Regions from separate parts of the Homo sapiens genome. Here region 2 is linked to region 1. Evidence: chromatin contacts called from ENCODE Hi-C or POLR2A ChIA-PET data. All regions are on one chromosome and are shown on one strand. Each heading gives the region's core, a stretch centred on a gene start or an enhancer-like site at or near the end of the contact. The rest is flanking DNA. Distances are from core to core; before and after follow the strand shown.

Region 1 (3,076 bases), core at 327-2,826:
TCACTGACAGTGAGGGGGTGGCTGCTTTAGAGGGGTGGCCAAGGAGGCCTGAAGTTAGAGGAAGCCATGGCAGTATTTTGGCCACGAGGCTCCTAGACAAGGATGAAACAGAAGGAAAAGGCCTGTGACAATGTGTTCAAGGGCAGTGAGAAGGCAGGAGTGGCAGAAGTGCAGTGTGAAGAGGGCCAGAGGTGAGGTTGGTGGAGCAACCAGGACCCAGATCCTGCAGAACCCTGCAGGCTGTGGTCAAGCATCTGGATCTTATCCTCAGTGCGATGGAAATTTTGGGGCAGTTCTGAGCCACTGAGTGATCTGAGCTCTCATTCAGCCTCCAGAGTGACCAATAGACTACATAGGTAGGAATCCACCACTGTGTTTTCAAGGTAACCCCCTCTCTCCTTAAGTGTGGCACTTTGTCATATCCTTACTCATCACAAAGGGTTCACTGTGGGCCCAAGCAAAGAATGATGTAACAAACTAAGTGAAGCAAGAGTTGTTCTGAAAATCAAGAAGATACTGAGAACATCTCACTAGTACATAGACTCAGAAACAAGTGTGGATCACAAAGGCAGGCCTATATCAGCCCTTAACAGACACATGGGCCAAGTCCTAACATCACCAGAAGTCATGTGCCAAGTGTGGCTTCTCTGGAGAGACCTATTTGGAATGCTCACCCTGCTTTGCTGTCTATGTCTTTGATGCTCGTGAAGCCCGCCCCATCCTGCAGCTTTATTTGTCAAGGGATCAATCACATGAGCTTGCCCAGACTTGTTTGAAGAGAAGCTGGCAAAAGTAGAAAGCAGCGAGATTTCCACTGGGGTGCTTGGAAAAAGTTTTTCATTTTCATTTGCAAAGCGTAGTAGCATCAAGGTCAGCTTCCAGCTTCCATAAGTTGAAGTAACACGTAGGTCTTTGAATTTATCAGTAAAACTCTATTTGTATCTATTTCTCCTTCCTGCAATATTAATAGTGCTGACCAATGTCTAACTGTCTTTTGAGAGGCTTCCTAAACAGGCATTCTCTTACCAGCAAATGGAGTGATATTCCCTCAGATGTCATCAGTGTCATGTCCAGTGGCAGACAACAGGGCTTTTTCATGGTCTCTTTGGTGTGTGTGTGTGTGTGTGTGTGTGTGTGTGTGTGTGTGTGTGTGTGTGTGTTTAAAGCTGCTTCTAAAATATCATCACTTATTGCTTCTCAGCCTTTTGGCTAAAATCAAGTGTAAAATATCACCACTTTAGAGCTAAAAGAAAAGGGATCAAAATTCCACAACTTGGTTTGAAAAAAAAGTGAGAATCAGCAATGATTGTGCCCACAGAAATGCCGAGGCAGGCGAGTGGTCTCTGTGCATCTTTAGGGGGCTCCAGGGCCTGGCCTCCCCACCAACTTTTCTTCCCAGAAGGCAATGTGCCTGATAGAAAAGAACTAGAATCAACAAGGAGAACGTTTTTTTTTAAAGAATCAGAACTCTCTGTTCTTTTTTCTGCCTAGACTTGTTTTACTCCTTCCTTGTTATTCCTGGAAAAATGCTGTTGTAATCATCTCTTCCAAAGTGAGTTACTCTGCTCTGTCTTAAGGGGAAAAAATGCTCTTCCCCAAGGAACAAATAAAATAAATGCCTTCAGTCCTTGTTCACCAAAATTGCCCTGTGTCGGCTGAGATCATTCATCATTATCTCTCCAAGTCTTGATGGGCAAAATTTTCTTCACACAAAGTAACCAGACCCTGGGTTTCAGTGCTCACTTAATACAAGCCAGTCCTTTGTGGTAAAAAATAAGCATAAATCCTATCGATCTGTGTTTTTGATGGGGCCTTTTTCTGTCTTCTTTCAAGCTTTGCCACTGGCTGTGTGGTGAATGGGGGAGACGTGCGGTGCTCCTGCAAAGCTGGGTACACAGGAACACAGTGTGAAAGGTAAGGTGGGCGCCCCTCCCGCCTCAGCCTGCAGAGGGGGCGGGGAGGGCTGTGGGTGGGGCTGCCAGGTGCTGGCACAGAGCTAGGGGTGGGGCTGGGAGTTTGACTGAGGCCTGGAAAAAGGTCTCTTGGGAAAAATACAAGACTGCTCACCTAATAAATCATTAATATCATTCTCTTTCCTGCTTTGTACGTTTCAGAAAACTGAGAATGAGGCACAACGCATACACTCACCCACAAGTAGCTCTACCTACATCCCCCCAACACGCACCCCTGTGTACCTCAACCCCCGACACCTCCCTACCTACCCCTCCTCCACAATGATCTCTGCATACCCCCTATTTCGACATGTCCCTTCCACATATCTCCACATACACCTGCCCTCAACGTATCCCTACTTACCTGTACACATGTACAACTGTCTACACTCTTCCGTACACACACATATCCACAGCCCTAGCCTAGATAGCCCCCCCACCCCCCCACCCCCACCCCCACCCCACACACACCCCTCTATCCCCACACTATATTTTGAACACTTTCAGGACAATCTATGTCTTGTTTATTTCGGAATCCCTGGTTCCAAGAATGGTACTGTTCACATAATAGGTGTTCGGTAATGTTTGTGAAACAAAATAATAAATGTTGTGGAATGGAAACTGTAAAATTAATGACAAAGGGCTGCAGAACCAAGCTTTAGTTATTCATGGACAATTTTCATGATTAGCCACTATGCATAGGACACTGCCAAGTACTGAGAAAGATATAAAAGATACTTATAACCTAGCTGAGAAGAAAGCACACACATATTTGGGAAAGTAACAGTATGAAAAATGAATCATATGGTTTACATATTTTAAAATTTAAAATAACTTTCTCATAAAATCAATACATATTTATTATAAAATGATGAAAAACAAACGAGCAGAGAACCAGTGAGGGCCCCCCTACAACCTAGCCCTGTGCACTCAAACGCTTTCACATACAATCCTATTCATAATCATTTTGTCTACAGAAAGCCACTGTTAAAAAGCTGGCTGTTTGTTCCTACAAATCATTTCTAAATGTGTGAACCCTTAAAAAAAAAAGTAGATTCCTGTTTTACTTTCTGTTTTGACTTGTTTTCTTATCTAATACTATGTTAGTAATATCTCTCCATATC
Region 2 (3,076 bases), core at 213-2,712, 43 kb after region 1:
GAAACCCAAAGAAGAATTGACCTAAAACCATGTATAAATAGGCAAGCTCCAGGAATGGAAATGAACCCTCCTCCTCTTCTGAGGCAAAAGGCCATCTTTATAAAATAATTAGGCTTATACTGTAATGCCAGTGAGGATTTGTTTCTTTCTTTTCCTTTTAATGAAATTTAATTTTAGGTCTATTACAGGTAGCTCAACTGTTTCTAATGAATTGGATTAAAATGAATGCAGACACCTTTCCATTTAGAAAAGTAAGCTGCATTAGGGATTTAGAATGAAATCAGCTTTGGGTTTTCTTAGTACATCATTTGTTTAAGAAACACAAATATTTGCCTGGACTTCAGTTAGTTCATGTGTGTGAATGCTTTATGTGCATTCAGCTCCAGACAGATCCAGAAGTCAAATCGAAGGGGAAATGCCCTGGGGCCATGTAGAAAGAGCTGCTTTAGAAATTGCTCTCATTATATAAGAGCAGTAATATGGGAGTAGTTACTAACTTGACGATCTCACATTGAGTCCTTACTCTGTACAAAACACTGTTTGAGTGTGTTACACATATTAACTTTCTTAGACTATGACAGCCCTATGAAACAGATTCACATATTCCCATTGTCTAAATGAGGAAACAGGCACGGAGAAAAGTTGCCTGTTCAATCAGAAGGGACAGAACTTGAACCCAGGCAATTTGGCTGGTCCAGAGCAGCACAATTTTGCCTCTCAGAAACACCTGCTGAGCATTCACGTCCAGGTGCCATGCACTGCTGCAAGCTCTTGCTGTACGTTAACTTGTTTTTTTGGTTTTGTTTTTGTTTTTTGAGGCAGAGTCTCGCTTTGTTGCCAGGCTGGAGTACAGTGGCACGATCTCAGCTCACTGCAACCTCCGCCTCCCGGGTTCAGATGATTCTCCAACCTCAGCTCCCGGGTAGCTGGGACTACAGGTGCCTGCCACCACGTCCAGCTAATTTTTGTATTTTTAGTAGAGTTAAGTTTTCACAATGTTGACCAGCCTGATCTCGAACACCTGACCTCAAGTGATCCACCTGACTTGGCCTCCCAAAGTGCTGGGATTACAGGCATGAGCCACCCCACCCGGCCCGTTAATTTTTTAAATCCTGGCAATAACCCTTTGCCCACAGGTAGGAGGTGGTAGATACAGCAGCATATGAACCCAGACAATGTGTTCCATTGTTTCAGCTTGGCATTGGTTAAATCAAGCTACGTTTTTCATAATTGAATAGAACCAAAAAGTAACACTTTGTTTCTTCTGACTTTACAGTGGCTAACTTAACAGTGAACAGAAAAAAAAGAGCAAAAGGTTTTCTAGAGCACTCCTGGTTCCTACAAATGATTTATTACTTTATTAATATATATGTATATCATATATCATCTATTAACTTATTAATACATGTCCTATCCACCTGCAATGCCGTGACTCCAGCGGGGAGGGACGGGCAGTTCTAGATATTGTGCATGTTCTCTGTCTCTTTACCTTTTGCGGCCACTGGCCATTCTTCTGTTAACATTGTTGTCTGCATTTTTAAAGCTGGGAATGTAAACTTACACAGAAAGGAAGTCAGTTCTCCCAGCATCATAAAATAAGTAGCATTATGGGAATCCCATGGGAAAGGATAAACATAAAACACCTACTCATTTATGGGTGAAAAGTACTAAAGAGCACAGCGTTTCAGCTCTGATTTCACGTGAGCCTGACATGATCCATCTCTTCCTTTTATCTGTGTTCGTAATCAGATTTAACATTTCTACGCCTGCTTTCCGAGGCTGCATGAAAAATTTGAAGAAAACCAGTGGTGTCGTTAGATTGAATGATACTGTGGGAGTAACCAAAAAGTGCTCGGAAGACTGGAAGGTAAGTGAAAGTTCAGAACCTCGTGAAGGAGTGCTTCCCAGCCAACCCACCTTCCGTATCCATTAACGCAGCAACTTTTGACTTCTTTCTGATAGCACACAGTGTTACAGTGAACTGGCTCATATACACTCCCCATGTGCTTGCAAGATGCTGAACCTTTTCAGGTTTGCACATTAACTTTGTAGGAAAGTAGGAAGACCAACTATATACACAAAAACTTACAGATGATTGCTGACTTATTATGCAGAAAAGTAAGCTCTCTTTCTTTCTGAGGTTACATAAATCACATTAATCAGTTTGAGTAAAGTGAGATAGGGTAAGGTACTGTATTTCAGCCAAGAAATGATTACAATGCCAGTAATTTATTCCATGTTTGCATTTCAGCTTGTGCGATCTGCCTCATTCTCCAGAGGAGGACAATTGAGTTTCACTGATTTGGGCTTACCACCTACTGACCACCTCCAGGCCTCATTTGGATTTCAGACCTTTCAACCCAGTGGCATATTATTAGATCATCAGACATGGGTATGCAGTAGTGCATTAATATCAAACAAGATTTAAACCTGACTCAAAGTTTGATGTTAAAAACAACAGAGAGATTTAGAAAGTGGTGGAGTTGTACATTTTTTCTATCATCACACAGTAAATGCTATTGTATAGTTCAACCATAAACGTTATTCCCCACTCTGGGGTAGGTCCTCAAAGAAATCAAGTTTAGAAAGTAACATTATAATTTACAGAGTTGCATTTGTGTGTACTCGCGGACTCATTTTTATTCTTTTCAGGTATATTTTATAATAAGAGTTAAGGTGGATTATAACTACTGTAGTTAATAATGTAGCTTAAAGTTTCAGAGCTCAGAAAGAAAATCAGAGTGTGTCCCTATGATTTCTTTTTGATTGCATTAAAGGTAGCTCTCTCCAGATTGCCTTTTTGCAGCAGCAGCAGCAGCAGCTAGTTGGACAATATTTATACCTGGGGAATTGGAGAAAATAAGATCCTTTTCTCTTTCCTCATGTACAACAGAGCCACATAAATTCTCTTCCACAAGGAGATACCATCTGTAACTTAAGCAGATTTAGCTAGTGTGGTTATGTAGATACAGAAGTCACCTAATATTTAGAAATGAATATTTGTGGAATGAGTGGAATTTTTAAATAGAAGTAGAGTATGATTATTTCTGAATTTGTTTCTTTAGGATTGCAGAGC

Evidence for each region. A loop is a pair of places that touch in the nucleus more often than their neighbours do. ChIA-PET counts read pairs that join two places held with the same protein, here RNA polymerase II (POLR2A). Pooled maps may share reads with other maps.
Region 2: a loop to region 1 is called in a pooled map, with 2.0 times the contacts of the local background. The contact joins two enhancer-like sites. A Hi-C loop is called at or near these places in 7 of 168 maps with a recorded cell type or tissue (CD4-positive, alpha-beta T cell, CD4-positive, alpha-beta memory T cell, CD8-positive, alpha-beta T cell and 3 more), 1 of 37 single-sample maps with no recorded cell type and 9 of 50 pooled maps. POLR2A ChIA-PET finds 5 or more read pairs at or near these places in 2 of 52 experiments (GM12878 and MCF 10A).

The regions. Positions count from the first base shown.
Region 1 is chr18:23,882,940-23,886,015 of GRCh38, forward strand. It overlaps LAMA3 (laminin subunit alpha 3), which reads left to right. Exons shown (of 75, transcript NM_198129.4): 41 at 1,834-1,914. Among named protein-coding and RNA genes, the nearest start is that of LINC02958, 98 kb to the right of the region's middle. Within about 2 kb of position 1,577, at least 14 of the 41 ENCODE cell types and tissues checked have a DNase peak (open chromatin) inside an H3K27ac peak, as active enhancers do.
Region 2 is chr18:23,926,374-23,929,449 of GRCh38, forward strand. It overlaps LAMA3 (laminin subunit alpha 3), which reads left to right. Exons shown (of 75, transcript NM_198129.4): 63 at 1,750-1,867; 64 at 2,252-2,392. Among named protein-coding and RNA genes, the nearest start is that of LINC02958, 55 kb to the right of the region's middle. Within about 2 kb of position 1,463, at least 2 of the 41 ENCODE cell types and tissues checked have a DNase peak (open chromatin) inside an H3K27ac peak, as active enhancers do.